Linked DNA regions of Homo sapiens: region 1 is linked to region 2. Evidence: chromatin loops called from intact Hi-C (ENCODE). Cell type or tissue: PC-3. All regions are shown on one strand.

Region 1 (8,000 bases), 280 kb after region 2:
TGCCCAGCTAATTTTTTTATATTTTTAGTAGAGACAGGGTTTTCACCATGTTGGCCAGGCTGGTCTTGAACTCCTGACCTCAGGTGATCCACCGACTCAGCCTCCCAAAGTGCTAGGATTACAGGTGTGAGCCACCATGCCCAGCCATCAGCAAATGAGTCTATTATGATGGGAATACTCATGCCCCCAGACTAGATCTAGTTTCTCCTTTGATCCCAAGCCTTCTGGTGTTGTTCTCCTTTGAGCCCACTGTCCCTTCTCTGGCCTGTCCTCCTTAATCTTCTTCCAAGGCTATTCTCTTCTCATGCTACACACTCTCCTCATGTAATCTCTTCTAAAGGTTTGAACTACCATAGACTCCCAAATCTCTAAAGACCATTCTTCAGCTGAGATCTCTATATCCAGCTAAGTTCTGCATCCGTCTATCCAATTGCCAACTAAACATCTTACCTAGAGGTACCAACAGGCACACAAAACTCAACATAGCTCAAAACTGAACATGTCATCTTCTTCCACATACTCTCCCCAACAAAAAAAGAAGGCTGTGTTGCGGGAAGTCAGGGACCCCAAACAGAGGGACCGGCTGAAGCCATGGCAGAAGAACGTGGATTGTGAAGATTTCTTGGACATTTATTAGTTCCCCAAATTAATACTTTTATAATTTCTTATGCCTGTCTTTACTGCAATCTCTAAACATAAATTGTGAAGATTTCATGGACACTTATCACTTCCCCAATCAATACACTTGTGATTTCCTATGCCTGTCTTTACTTTAATCTCTTAATCGTCATCTCGTAAGCCGAGGAGGATGTATGTCACCTCAGGACCCTGTGATAATTGCGTTAACTGCACAAATTGTAGAGCATGTGTGTTTGAACAATATGAAATCTGGCCACCTTGAAAAAAGAACAGGATAACAGCAATGTTTAGGAAACAAGAGAGATAACCTTAAACTCTGACCGCTGGTGAGCCAGGTGGAACAGAGCCATATTTCTCGTCTTTCAAAAGCAAATGGGAGAAATATCGCTGAATTCTTTTTCTCAGTAAGGAACATCCCTGGGAAAGAGAATACGCGCCTGGGGGTGGGTCTCTGAACTGGCCCCCCCCCAGGCGTGGTTGTCTTCTATGGTCGAGGCTGTAGGGGTGAAATAGACCCCAGTCTCCCATAGCGCTCCCAGGCTTAATAGGAAGAGGAAATTCCCACCTAATAAATTTTGGTCAGACTGGTTGCTCTCAAAACCCTGTCTCCTGATAAGATGTTATCAATGACAATGGTGCCTGAAACTTCATTAGCAATTTTAATTTCGCCCCAGTCCTGTGGTCCTGTGATCTCGCCCTGCCTCCATTTGTCTTGTGATATTCTATTACCTTGTGAAGTATGTGATCTTTGTGACCAACACCCTATTCGTACACTGCCTCCCCTTTTGAAACTCCCTAATAAAAACTTGCTGGTTTTGCGGCTTGTGGGGCATCACGGAACCTACTGACATGTGATGTCTCCCCCAGATGCCCAGCCTTAAAATGTCTCTCTTTTGTACTCTGTCCCTTTATTTCTCAAACTGGCTGACGCTTAGGGAAAATAGAAAAGAACCTACGTGACTATAGGGGCAGGTTCCCTGATAAGACTGCCAACCCTTCTTGTATGGCTGATATTGGCAAATGGAGCCACAATTAATTCATGTTACAGCATCTTTGATCCCACACCTTCTGGCCTTGTTCTGTACTCCGTGGTGGCTATGGCCCTGTCTGCTATATGCTAGCTAAGTTCTGTCAAGTCAGTACTGCATCCTTGGATACTTACCTTGAATACATCCCTTCTCTCTGGACCTTACTTTTCTATTTCTAAGGATTCCTCTAACTCTATATTTCTAGGCGTCTTTCCCTTGTCTGGGGAGGGGTCAATAAAGAGCCTCACTCTTTGGCTCAGTTAAGCATCTTGGGTTTAACCAGACTGTGATTAAAAACTCATGTGCATGAAGCGAAGTAGATTGGTTTAAGTTATACAAGGTTTAGCGTTTAACAGTGATTAGTGGATGATATAAAAAAGATGTGCTTTGTTTCCATAAATTGTCAGAATTTTAGTCTTCTGTTTTCATGCACACTAAAATAATGCTCAATTTTCCAAATTGTAACACAATACAAAGAGGCTGACAATTGGGTTTCACTTGGAAAGGAAAATTAAAAGTGGTCAATACAGATCACAGAATAGATAATATTTGCAAAGGAGACCCTACTTAGAAATAACACGCATTCAAACAAAGGTATGATGCCTGAATGTGTGATAACTAAGTAGTTTAAAAATTGAAATAGTTTCATCTGTCCCTGTAAATAAACGTGAAGAGAAAAGTACAAAGTCCTTTGGTTTAAAGGGTCAGTGTTTTTAACAGACACATGAACGCATAGTTTAGGGGAACTTTCCTTTCTACCCCAGAAGGCATTTTCAATATCTTGTTGGCATGGCCCTTCTACTTGATTTCTAAGGAGCCAGATGCACTGTTTGCTTTTAAGACAAGGTCTCGCTCTGTTGCCCAGCCTGGAGTGCAGTGGTGCAATCACAGCTCACTGCAGCCTTGACTTCCCAGGCTCCAGCCATTTTCCCAACTCAGCCTCTCAAGTAGCTAGGATGACAGGCATGTGCCACCACACTCAGCTAATTTTGTTTTTGTTTTTGTAGAGACAGGGTATTGCTATGTTGCCCAAGCTGGTCTTGGACTCCTGAGCGCAAACAATCCTCCTGCCTCAGCCACCCAAAGTGCTGGGATTACAAACATGAGCCACCACACCTAGCCCAGATGCACTTTTAGGTATAGATGCATTTGGCCCCCTAGAAAGTACTCAAGATGCCAAGTTCAGCAACAAGGAAATATTTGAATACTCTTGGCTTTGGGCACAACATGGAGCTAGAGAATGGGTACCCCATGCCCCAATGTCAAAATCAGCAGTCTTGGTTAAGTAGGACCAACCCTGCCTCAATGACCCAACTTGTTCAAGTTCTAGCTATAAAGACAGAATATGACCTCAGCTCTTCCTAATTTCAGTGCCCAAGCTTTTTCCACAACACCAGGGCTGCTTCCAGTTAGTATGGCAACACCATTCTCCAGAGTTGCTAATTTTCACTGGTTTTACTCTACTTGAGTTTCCTATCTGTGGGCACTAGAGCTAAGAAATACTTCTGCAATAGGCTGTCACTTTTTAGTCATAAAGTGTGAGTTAACATATAATTTGAACAAAAAGCCAAAGCCACATGACTCCTTTAGTAAACCTCTAACCTAGTTTGCGTCAGTCAGTCAATTCAATTCAGTAAACATGTTAGAAGCCCAATTTACCAGGTATGGTTTTCAGTCAGCAGGTGCTGAAAACCTTGTATATGGCAAGTGTGATCAGAGATATTGTGAACAGATGTGAATACAATTTGCCCTTGTCCTTAAAGAAGTTAATATGTAATGTGCAGGCAGAGTGGACATTCTTGAAAATCCCATAAGAACATATTAAGTAGAAAGTGAAACAAAGTGGTAATTCACCAGGGAGGAGGAAATGAGCCTCTCCACCAACACTTAGTTCGTATCATTCTGTAGTGTAAAATCAGAATCTCACCTCCAAATGAATAGGCTGACTGACTTCTCTTTGTTCTCCGTGTGCTAATTCTTGCCATTGCAGTTGGCTCCTTTGGCTTTTCCTAAAAAGTTCACTGAGAATTTTCTGGCCTACTCTGGGGACTCCCTAATGTGTAATGTTCACCAACTAGGCTCCAGTTGTGAATTTTTAATTATGCCGGATCATTTTCAGTAAATAGAACTTCGGGCTCAACTAATGCTGTCAGATCTAATCTTTGTCTCACCTGCTATGGAGCTCCACTCTGTGGTGTTTGCAGTAATTGCCACTTCCCCAGGAAAGAGGAGCTTTTGCAGAGATGGATGTCAGCAGCCCTTTGCATTCTCATCTGCCCTCCTCAGAAGCCCTACAGCGGGGCACTTTATCCAGCAGATTTGAATTTTGATGTTTGGAAAGTAGAGACAATGGATACAGCTGATTGTTCTCTTTCAATTTTCACCAAGTGTGATTGTCTCATGCTTCCTGTGAGGCAGTAGTTCTCAAAGTGTGGGCCATAGACAGGAAACATTACCGTCATCTGGGAACCTGATAGAATTGTAAATTCTCAGGTCCCATCTTAGACCTGCTGAATCAGAAACTCTGGGGGTCCCTGCCACCTGCATTTAAAAAATACTCTAGGTTATCTGATGTATGATTAAGTCTATGAGCCCACTATTGAGAGAGAACTGTTTCAAACTAAGGATAAGCATAATTTCGTTCTATTTTGTGAAAATTCTCATAACTCATTTTTCTGATTTACAATTCTTCAAAAACAAAAATCCTAATTTTCATAATGGAAACTCACATTTACCTTTGCTTTCCCTAACTTTCCCAAGCATAGGCAGTTGTTTCCTGTTTTATTTCCCTAGCATTTTTTCACACTTGTTTATTCCACTTGGTACATTACATTGTTATGTAGCTGTTAACATGCTTGCCTTCTCCACTAGCCTTGGGGCCACCTGCCGGCGGGAACCTTGTCACACTCATCATAGTATCCCCAAGGCTACATAGTAAACACACATTAAAGGGCACAGAGTAAACACATTCAATATTTTCTGAGTGGATAAATTGGTTAACATTGTATAATTTTCAAAACTAGGTAATGGCCTTAAGAAGTACGACTGGCAGAATAGGAAACTGAGACCCAGAGACATTAAAGGATTCAGTTGGTAAGAAGTTGCAGAGGCAGGGCTAACAACAAAAGCTTACCTCAGTATGGGAAAGGTGATGGCCACAGGTCCCTCAAAACTGGCCTAATACACTAAACTCCACTCAGGAAGCTTGGGATACTTTGGCTCTTCAAGGGCAAAGCCCTTGATTTACTCCCAGACAGGTTGCTTTCTGCCCCAAAACCAAGGATGCTAAGAGAGGGTAGCTGAGGTTGCCAGTTAGTGAGACACGTGCAGAGACTGAGAATCAAGAGGGAAGGGAATCATGTAAAAAAAAAAAAGGAGATTTTAGTACTATTGGAGGTATAAATTCTAGTACTCGGTTAGGCCGTGGTAAAGAGAAAAGATGTGAACTGCAAGTGAAGCCAAGGTAGAAAGCTCAATTTTGCTCATTTGCCAGAGTGTCCTTCTTACACCAAGGTGAAAACAGCATAGGATGTACTCTGTGAGGTATTTGTTATAGGAATGGGCTGCCAATGATTGCCACCAATCTCTTGGTACCCAGCTTGCCTTGTCATCTGTAAGCAATCTGGGTGGGCTGGGAGAATGGGGAGAAGCAGACTATGGGCATGGGATGAAGAAAGCCACTGGCCTGCACCAGGAACGAGGCCTTCACTTTCCCTCATTAACCTTAGCATTAATCTCTACATAACTAAGTTACCTGATTTAGATGCTTTTACTTGGACCTCTGGCATACAAGTCTTTGTAACGCAGTTGTAAATCCTCATAGAGTGGGGTGGGAGTAAACAGATTCTGGCATAGGATGCTTCTTGAAACACTCCTTAATCATAGTGGATCACTGTCTCATCAGGCCTCACTGTTTATCTCATGGCTTTGAGTCCCACTTTGGAGCAATGACCGCACATCTGCCTTGTCTTTCTTCTTGAGCTCCAGTTCCATTTCTCTAATTGCCTACTGGGACACTGTCCATCAATACCCCAACTCGATAGGCCCCAAACTGAATCCGTCATCTTCTCCTCTAGTCCAGATCTCCCTCCCAACTACTCTCTCTTTCACTGGCAGAGTAAATTTGTTCTCAGTCATCCAACTTGCAAACCTTCTCAGTGACTTTCATTTAGGGTTTATTCTCATTCCCCAAACATAGTCAATCCCCAAGTTCTGTCATATTTTCTTTTGCCATGCCAGGCATAGTTATTTTCCACCCCTATAACTGCCATTCCAGCCCAGCCTCTCATTATATTTCAGATCTCAATTACCCCAAACCATCCAATTCCATAACTATGGTTTCTGCTCCTCAATCCCTGATGTGATGGAGAAGCCCAGAGTTAGATGCGAACGCAACAGTTTTATAATACCACTTACAATTGTTAGATACCGTTCTATTGGCCTCTGATAGTTTGTAACTACGGTCCATACTGTTGGTAAAGACACATGGGATTAGTCAGCTTAAATGAGAAAATAATATAATTTAGAAACTGACTCATGTTCTTTCTTGATCCCAATGAGGCATTCAGGGACGTGACTGTCACTCTCTGGGCAAAAACAACATGTACCAAGAGGTGAAGAGAGCAAAATAGCAACAAAAATAAATGAGCCCATTGCTGCAGTCCCTGATGCCCTGTGGTGAGCTGCTAGAGTGAAAAGTTAATGGAATGGGAGAGGGCAAGATAATGTGAGCGCCCTGGTTGCCTTTTCCAAGAGCTTTTCAATTCCAGAGTAACTGTGAGCTTCATTGTGAATGGTTTACCTGATCAGTATAATTCCCTCTCCTTTGTAGATAAGAAGACTAAGACAGCAAGAAGTTAAATGCCTTGCTGGCAGCCAGGATTAGAACCTGGGATTCCTGAATAAATGCTTTGAACTTATGAGGCTGCTTCTGAGAGATCATAGTTACACTGGGCTTCATAGCAATAAAAATGAGCTTTTCCCTTCCCTCAGAAATCCTGTTATTATCCATAGTTAGGCAAAGGGAAACTAGAAGAGGATGCTAAATAAAAGCACATCTCAATGAACTGAACTATCTTTGCCAGGTGATTATCAGAAATATAGATAATGAGCGTAAGATACTTAAAGGGGCAAGGACTCTAATTTAGACACCTCGGGCAAAAGAAGTGAAAAAGTTTGGAACAAAGAAAACCACTCAGGACATAACCTAACAAGATAGAAAAAAATGAAATGCGAAAGTATTATCAGCTTTAATTAAAGGAAATCAATATTTGAAGAGGTGTCTTGCTCAACAATAGAACAAGGGCAAACATACTTCAGAAATGTGAGTCTCTTAGAAAAGAGAAAAGCAAGTTTTCATGGGGAAACAACCACGATTGAAAAACCTTTCAAAAGATGACGACTTGGTGTATCTGTTGGAGAGGGGCCTGAAGCACCTGTTGGGGAGGCCGACTAGATGAGCTTTTATCCCTGGGAGAGTCTGTTTTAAGTGCATTTTTTCAGTCAGGGAGTGTTCAGGAGCCTAGAGGCATCTCTAGGGAGTAAAGAATAGCCAGTATTTCCCTCAGAGAGACTTGAAACAAACCCTCAACAATAAAGTGGGTTTCATCTCAGTTATCACTTACAAGAACACACATTGGAAAACATTAAGGACTATACAAATGCAACAGATGTGTTATTTCAGAGGCACTCTGCAACCATCCAAGCAAGCTTGCTTGAGAATCCTTTCTAAGCTCACGTTTTTTGTGATGCACATGATGACCAACCTTCAGTGACTGGAGTCCAATTCTCCCAGACCATTCCTCTTCAGGGATGGAAGATATGTGACATGTGTCACCACTTCCTTCTCTCAAACTGGTGCAAGACATTAATACTCAATCATGACACTTCTTTCCATTGAGCCCAAATGCAGCTTTTTCATTTATTTGTTCAATGAATACCTCTTGACTGCCCATTTAAAAGTGAGTTGGAGAGACAGATAAATAATAAAATATAAGCAACACTACGAGCACCACATGCTAAGTGCCTAGTAAAAGATATGTAGACAATAAATATCATAGCCAAACCTGTTCTCTTGAAATACAATTTCAATTTCCTGGGACCCTGAAAATTAATTCTTAAAATTTCAGTACTATTGTAGTTGTATCAGCACAACTATTTTTCAGGGATCTGAGATGAATTAATTCCGAAAAGAGCTTACAAAGGAGATGCAGAAGTTTCTATATGCCACCCATCAAAAAAGTGAGTCAGGTGTGTTTTAAGCCACAGGGTTCTTCTCCCACAATTAGCTTTGACCAAACAGCAAAACTCAGATTGGAGTGGGTCTGATTGCCA
Region 2 (8,000 bases):
GTTGAAATTACGAGCCAAAGTGGAGTGATGCGCTAAGCGGAGTGACCTCCGTACTCCAAGAAAAGAGAAAACCCAGGTTCTCTGCTTGTGAAGTGGCTCGAGCTCTTAGGCGTGAGGCATTATTATATAAATTCAAGCTCGCTCGTGATCCTTAGTACCCTGAGTTGCCTGAAGGGGGGAATGGCACTGCCTGCGTGTGCAGTCCGGGAGTTCGAGCCGCCGCGGCAACCGGAGCGAGGAGCGCCCGTCCGCACCACCTGTCCCCGCCGGCATTCCAGAGTAGAGGCCGAATTGGCAGCGAGCCGGCCCGGGTCGGTCGCCGCCTCAGTTCGCGCGGGCCCTCCTAGGGGTGTGTCTCACGGATTCCACACCCGGCCGCTCCTGGACAAGCCCCGAAAGGCGTCTTCTTCCCTGGCGGGAGCCGCGTGCGCCCCGCTTTTCGCGCTGCTGTCCCGGGGCCGCCGCAGGCGGATGCACGTCCTCAGGCGACGCTGGGACCTGGGCTCCCTCTGCCGGGCCCTGCTCACTCGGGGCCTGGCCGCCCTGGGCCACTCGCTGAAGCACGTGCTCGGTGCGATCTTCTCCAAGATTTTCGGCCCCATGGCCAGGTACGTTCTAGGTGAAAGCGGGGTTCGCGCTCCCAGGCCAGGGCGCGAAGGTGCTGTACGGGGAGGGAAGGCAGCCGCGGGGGGTAGAGAAGGGCGTAAAGTTCCAGCTGGCCATTGGTGGCCCGGCTAGGGTCTCCGGAGGGGTGCGGCGCGCATTTGCCCACGCCGCGGCTCCGTCGCTACTGTTCCGCGGGCACCGGCAGCGCAGCGTCTCCGATAGCAAGTCGGGCTGCCGGCCGGCTCATTCCCCCAGGGTAACTCTGAGCCCCCGGCTCCGAGCTCCCTCGAGGCCGCCTACCGGGTGGGCAAGCGGGCGCGGGCGCCGGCAAAAGGAGGGCTTCGGGGCATGCGGGGAGAAACCCGGACAGAGGTGTGCGCTCCAAAGAGGATAGGGGCAGAAGAGCCCGGAGAGTCCGGCGGACGAAGCGGGATGGGGATGGGAGCGGGAGCCACCGAGAGTGGAGCGAGACACGCGGGGGCCCGGACTGGGGGCGTGAGTTGAGGAGTGGGGCGACTGGGCCCGGAGGGGTCCCACTGGGGCTAAACCCCGTGGAGGGGCTCCGGGGAGCTCCGGAGAGCTCTGGCGGGGGGAGGGGGCGAACGGCCCGCGGGAAGGAGTCGGGGTGGGGGTGTGTGTGTGCCGCAGAAGCCACAGCGCTGAGCCTGCCGGGAAGGAAGGAAGCGGGGAAGGGAGCCGCCGCCGCAGCCGCCGCCGCCGTGGAGTACTCGGTGCGGAGGGGAGGGGGAGAGGGGCGCAGCAGCGGCTCCAGGGGAAGGGGGCGGTGCGGGGGCACGACGAGCGCGGGCTGAGCTGCGGGATTGACGTAACGAGCTTGGGTTTCCCCCAGCGTCGGGAACATGGATGAGAAATCCAACAAGCTGCTGCTAGCTTTGGTGATGCTCTTCCTATTTGCCGTGATCGTCCTCCAATACGTGTGCCCCGGCACAGAATGCCAGCTCCTCCGCCTGCAGGCGTTCAGCTCCCCGGTGCCGGACCCGTACCGCTCGGAGGATGAGAGCTCCGCCAGGTTCGTGCCCCGCTACAATTTCACCCGCGGCGACCTCCTGCGCAAGGTAGACTTCGACATCAAGGGCGATGACCTGATCGTGTTCCTGCACATCCAGAAGACCGGGGGCACCACTTTCGGCCGCCACTTGGTGCGTAACATCCAGCTGGAGCAGCCGTGCGAGTGCCGCGTGGGTCAGAAGAAATGCACTTGCCACCGGCCGGGTAAGCGGGAAACCTGGCTCTTCTCCAGGTTCTCCACGGGCTGGAGCTGCGGGTTGCACGCCGACTGGACCGAGCTCACCAGCTGTGTGCCCTCCGTGGTGGACGGCAAGCGCGACGCCAGGCTGAGACCGTCCAGGTGAGTGCGCGCCGGTAGTCGAGCGGGACCCGGGCCTAGGCGGGCGGAGGGCTGGGAGGCGCGGCTGGCCCAAGCCGGGGACCTAGCGCGCACCCTGACGCCCGGGCGTTTGCACCCCGGCTGGGCAGGTGCTGGGCGCCCAGTAGCGCACGTTCGCCGCGCTGTGGCGGCCACAGAAAGGCTTTCCGCTCCGGCCCCGGACTGACCGTCTGTCTGTCCGCAGGGTGGCCTGCGTGATGGTTGGCAGAGCGTGCGGGGGAGGCGGCCGAGCGGCCGGAACGGGGCCGCTGGGACGGGGCATCGTACTCAGTCTCCGCACTGGAGAGCCCTAAAGAGCCGCGCTCTCCGTGCAGCGTCTCTGGATCCCTGCTTTCTTCTACTCTGCACCCGGGTTCCGAAGTCTCCTTTCAGCGCTCTCTTCCTCCTTTCGGCGCCCGCATTCTTCCCTCCCCCCGCTTTCCCCCCTATTTCGTCTATTTGCCTTGTTCTCCCTCTTTCTCTCTTGTGTCCTAGATGTTGTCTGCTCCTGTTTGCTCGCTGTTTCCTTCTTTCCATTCCCCTCTCTCGCTTTTATTCTTTTTCTCTCTTACCCTTTCTGTTTTTCTCTTCTTGCCGGACTTTTATCACCTCGCTCCTTCCCCGCTCTGGCTCTGGTCTTCCCGGGCGACTGGGTGTCCCTCTGTCGCTATTTTCCGACATCCAAGGAGAGCTCATGGTTCCCAGGCTTGCTTATCACTACTGGCTGCATGAGAGGCATCCGTGGCTCTTTGGGAGTGGCGGGGGGCACCCCGCGGACCGAAGGGCGGGCTGGGATGGTGCCCTGGACCCCATGTGGGGTTCAGTCACCAGGAGCCTCTCCTGATTTACAAAAAATATTTAAAAAGCTTGAGCCCCAGCATGGGGCGCTGCCAGCCCATGTTCTGTGAGCCTGGGCTGATGCGGTAAAAGCTGATTTATTAATAGTCTGTAGCCAGAAGCAAGGGTATTTTCCTCCCTCCAGACGCGATGTCCAGTTGCTAGAGGTCATGCAGTACTGTAAAGTGGGTGGTGGTGGGGTGGGGGAAGTGAGTGCTATGGGGTGCAGTTAGTCCAGCCAGGGCTACTGTTTCGCAAGTCTCCTTAAAACAAATCTGGGCTGAAGCAGGGAGTCCAGGGGGTGCACAAGGTGAGTTTCATGGCCTGGAGGCCTCTGGATGGGGTCTCTGGGCCGGCAAGGACATGTCTGTGTCCCATCCCCATCCCCCGGGTGCACTTGGTACCCTGGACAAGGGGATGCTTTGCAGGTGACTGTTAGAACGCAACAACCAGTGTGGATTTTTCTGTCCAACTGCAGCAAATAGAGCCCTAGAGCCCTCTGACTTTCAGATTACCATTGAGATTTAAGGGGAACATCACCCCCTGGCTCTCCTCTTCACTCTCTCTTCTCTCAGTTTACACTGTCCTTTCTCAAATGCTGGAATTGTGTCAGAATCTGCCAAACTTGTATTTCCTTTCCAATACTAACAAATTTTTTCTTCCACCCCAAGAAAACCTTAGCCCCAGGACCTCAATCCATTGGTACAATTGTGTAAGTCATTGTCACAACAATATTCTGGTGTTTAATAAGTTCCCAAACAATTTGGCAATATTGAAAAGAATTTCTCATACTGACAGACCTTGTAGGTGTATTGAGAGGTGGTAATATTTAAAAAGCTCTTCTGGGCAAAAGTAGAATTCCACAGCCATGACTATAGCAGAGAAGTGAAAACAAGGTCTTGGTCACCATGAAAGCCATGGCCTTGTCTGGAGTTCCATGGGGCACATGTGCCTTTACTGATCCTTTTGAACATGTAGGTCAGAGTATGATGTCTATAAACACACATTATTAATGTGGTCTAGATTATCTGTTTGGTGGCTACTGTCCTCTGGCAGATTCCTTCCCGCATTCTCCAGAAGATAACCAGAACCCCTCAAAGCCTCTTGGATTGTCCCAAATTGAAGCAAAATTATTTGAAATGACATAGGATTTTCTTGGTTATTAAAAGGGTGATACTACAGTAGCATCTAGTCTAATCAAAGAGCAACCATGTTCTAAAAAGTCACAGTTACTGGATTTTACGGTGTTTGCAAAAATGAAATAAAACTTGCTAGAGAAATGCATTGCTACCTCAAGGGCACCTTTTTATTTCATTCATTCCTGCCCACCTCCAGAAATATTCACTTTGAAGAATAGGGATAGCCTAGGGGTTCCAGAATTTCTCTGGATGTTGACAGATCCCCTAGGAGGTTGCAGGACCAGTTCTGTGAGTTCTGATAATCTGTAAGAGCTAAGGTGTGCATGTGTGTGTGAGAATGAGAGAGTGTGTGTATGTGACTGTTGTATGTGTCTGTGCGAGGCAAAAATTTAGAGGTAAAGGCAGCTGCACCGATGGTGAAATGTGGGGGTGAGAAGCTGGTGTCTGGAAATGGGAGAGTCTGCTTTTGGGAGTTCCTGTGTCAAACAGCCTCTCCATGCCAGCTGGTGGTCTCTGTGCTCCTCTCAACTGAGGGGAACAACAGTTCCACCTTTCTGGCCTGGGAGTTCAGACAGCTGGGCCTTAGTTCTAGGCCAGCCACTAACCAGCCATGTGACCCTCGACCAGATCCTGTGTAGAGAGTGCACTCCAGTTTATGATAAGCGTTCATATCCCTTATCTCTGGTATTCCTCTGTAAACCTGCACCATCTTCAGCAAGAGGCCAGAGTGGACAAAAGGATCCCCATTTATCAGATGAGAATGAAGCCCAAAAAGGCTAAAGGGCTTCCCCGGGGTCACTGAGTTTTTTTAGCGGCACAGCAGGAATCTGACTGCACTTCTGTCTGACTCCACAACCCTTGCTCTGTTGACTGCACCTTGATGAACAAGGGTTTTTTGCAAAACCACAGTGAGGTCTTGAGTTAGTCATTCCCACAAAGTGAATGAACACAATAAATGTTGGCTGTTGTTGTTATCACCTACATCATTATCATCGTCAGTCATTTTACAACATGTGAGTTTGGATGAGTTTTTGGGCCAGGATTACCACACCCATTGGGAGAAGAACGGATTTCTACATCCCTAAGGCTTTCTATTCACTGGGGATAGGTTTTGTGGCTAGATTGCAGAGGGGTCTTTCATTGCCATGTTGGGAATCCCTGCAAAGCTGAGCAGGATGGGAGCGGGCTGAGGCCTGGTTGGATGAGCTTCAGTAGGAGCCTTCAGCTGCGACAGGAACCACCTACTGACTCACAGCCATTCATCCACATTAGGGAGGTATCAGAGGCTATTGTGGCTGCAAGCCAAGACTCTGAATCCTGCTTCCAGTGCTACATTTGGGATGCTTCTCTGCCTCCGCGGATGGTTAAGTGCTTGGGTGATATATAACTGCTGAATAGAAACAACCGTGATCACGTTGCCTGGAGAGGACAAAGAGAGAGAGAGAGAGAGAGCTTGGCTGGTGAAAGGCTCAAGTTGTTTATTAAGAATAATATTTCTTTAAAAAAAATCAGAAATTGGATTTCATCCATCTGTCTGCCAGTATGTTGTTTGCAGTCACTCAGGGTCCTGCTCATTTTAGAATTTCTGAGACCATTTTTGAAAGTGTATCCAAACATTGTTGCTCACAAGCTGTTAAAAGTCCCAAATTCTGCAGGCTTTTCTTAGGCCAAATTTCCTCTGTTTGTAGCCAACTCTAGTGTGCCATTTGTTCTGTAGAGGGAATTCAGAACTGGGCCCAAAGAAATAGCACTAGCCCCCTTCTTCATCACTAAGTATCATGCTGGCCAGCATGCACAGAATGGGGTTGAGAGGTCAGGGTCCATGGCTATACAAGTCAAAGAATCTGATCATATTCATGTTGTACCCTAGACTTTTAGCATCTCTAAAATTTTCAGTTTGGATGAGTGATTGGGCCGGGGGTACCACACCCATTGGGAGAAGAACAGATTTCTACATCCCTGAGGTGTTTTATTCACCAGGGGTAGGTCTTGTGGCTAGATTGCAGAGGGGCCTTTCATTGCCATATTGGGAATCCCTGCAAAGCTGAGCAGGATGGGAGCAGGCTGAGGCATCTGGAAGAGTAATTAATTATCATCTCAAATCCAGTAGCATATCATTGATGGGAAAGGACTAAAAAGTGTTTGTTTAGATGGAGAAAAGCTTTTTTTGGTCATTCTATTTTTTTTTAATTGTGGGAAAAGCTTTCTTTTATTCCCATTTGTTTTTAAAAGGTGGCTCTATTTTGAAAGAGCTGTAACTATAGAGTGTGTGTACCTGATCATGCCTCACAAGCCCACGCTTTCCCTCTTTCTTCTCCTTGATTTTGCAGTGAGGCAAAATGACACAACAGGCTTGTGATATAGGCTGAGGCATTAAGCAGAATGGACTGTTACAGCCAGTGGTCAGTACTGGTCGTGTGGTTCATCAGGCTCTAAGCTGTTGGGCTCAGTTTTACTTAGCTGAGGATACATTTCTTCAGCTGTCTTTGAGAGCTGTGGTACCATCTTAGCTATTTCATAGAAGAGGGGGAGAAATCTACCATTACAATATCTGTAGAATTCCAGTAGTATTAATTAGCATCTTTGCATGGATGTCGAACATGGTGTTGGAGTCCTTACAAAGCTGTAAGTTCTCAGGTAGTACAAAAGGCTATTCAGAATTAACATCACTTAATAATAATTTTAGATCAGTGCTATGGGGCAATTAAAATGCTAGAGCTTGTCTTTCATGGATATCAGTCATCAACTGAGGTAGTATGTAATGACATTAAAAGAATAGCCATCCGTTTTTTTCTGTCATTCATTAAGCAAGATTTTGTGAAACTGTTCATTATATTCCAGGGAAGAGACATCATTCTCTGTCTCACAGAGCTTATGGTAGAACAGAACAATTTAGTACTTTAGATATTTAATTAAAAAATGGATTTTGTTTGAAAACAATTTGAAAATCAATAATGTCTTTAAAATGTCATACATTTACCAGAATATACAAAAAATAGACAAAAGTCCATCTGTTATGTTGTAGTTTGGGTCTAATCGGCAAAGCAGATGGAGTAACTATTATGTCTCTGGCATGGTGCTAGCAGTTGTGGGGAGATTAGAGCCAAGAAGAAACCAAAAAAGCCAAGATAACCATCTTCAGCCTCAAGTCCATAAAGATTAGCATGTGAAGTGCAGGACTATGTCATGTAGACAGGTGCTGGGAGAGGAAATTTAGATTTTGGACAGGCCCTTTTCCTTCCCTTGGTCTCAGTGTCTTATCTATAAAATTGGAGATTTAAATGACATGCTTTCCAGGGCCCTTTCCTTTCTAAAGTATGAGGAACAGGCCAGAAAAAGGAGACATCCTTTTGAGAAGGCCTCTGGGAGTAGGAGAGTTGTATTAAGAAGAAAGGAGGCATTGTGGGTGGGCACGGAGTCCTCATGACCTTTTGAGGTCCAGCAACCTCACCTAGGCAGGTCTGGCCAGACCCGAAAGGTTCATGCTTGGAGTAATAATGGTTAGGGAAGTAGATGGGGTTAGGCTCCACTGTGGAGGACTTGAATGGCAATGAGGAACCCCAGTAAGTATGAGAAGCTCTTGGATGGAAAGAGTGCAAAAACACCATGAAAGTAAATAAAGGTCGGAGTCTAGGTAAAGCTATCTCCCTGATATCTAGTCTGGAATGTAGGTGGTACCAGCCACCAAAACAGAGAGGTTGAGAAGGGGATCTGGTTCGGGCTGGAGAGTACTAAGAAGTCATGACTGGTTCCTGTTGCCTAGATTTCTAGTGGACAGGACTTATAAGGAGGTGACAACTGGGGCTCTGGGGCAGGTTAGGGCTCCATCGTACATTATATGTGGGAATCTGTGGACCCAGTTAATCTGAATTCACAATTGGCGTTGTTATTTAAGTGATAGCTGCAATTCACATATGGGACTCTTAGCCAAGGAAAAGGATGTTTGAATAAAGGAAAAAAGATCAATAGTTATGATTACATAAGAATAAGATATGCTTATCTGTCAAAAAAAAGCCAAAACGAAAAGGTTT

What was found. Peaks named below come from ENCODE experiments on the same cell type or tissue, not always from the same donor. Only the 100,000 strongest peaks of a DNase experiment are listed, where the experiment ranks them.
Region 1: a loop joins it to region 2, with 6 times the contacts of the local background. A loop is called at or near these places in 1 of 110 quality-filtered maps.

What each region holds. Positions count from the first base shown.
Region 1 is chrX:132,672,861-132,680,860 of GRCh38, reverse strand. All of the region lies in intron 3 of HS6ST2 (heparan sulfate 6-O-sulfotransferase 2), which reads left to right. Among named protein-coding and RNA genes, the nearest start is that of HS6ST2-AS1, 9.2 kb to the right of the region's middle. In PC-3, CTCF peaks have their summits at 3,666, 3,865 and 4,568 (motif pointing left); no DNase peak of the experiment used is centred here.
Region 2 is chrX:132,950,783-132,958,782 of GRCh38, reverse strand. It overlaps HS6ST2 (heparan sulfate 6-O-sulfotransferase 2), which reads left to right and starts at 154. Exons shown (of 5, transcript NM_001394073.1): 1 at 154-608; 2 at 1,457-1,975. The coding sequence starts at 181. LOC124905219 (a long non-coding RNA gene) reads right to left here and starts at 1,348. Exons shown (of 2, transcript XR_007068337.1): 1 at 1-1,348. RefSeq lists an enhancer at 275-775. In PC-3, no CTCF peak of the experiment used is centred here; DNase peaks (open chromatin) are centred at 4,242, 4,902 and 5,232; H3K4me3 peaks cover 3,866 bases; H3K27ac peaks cover 3,551 bases.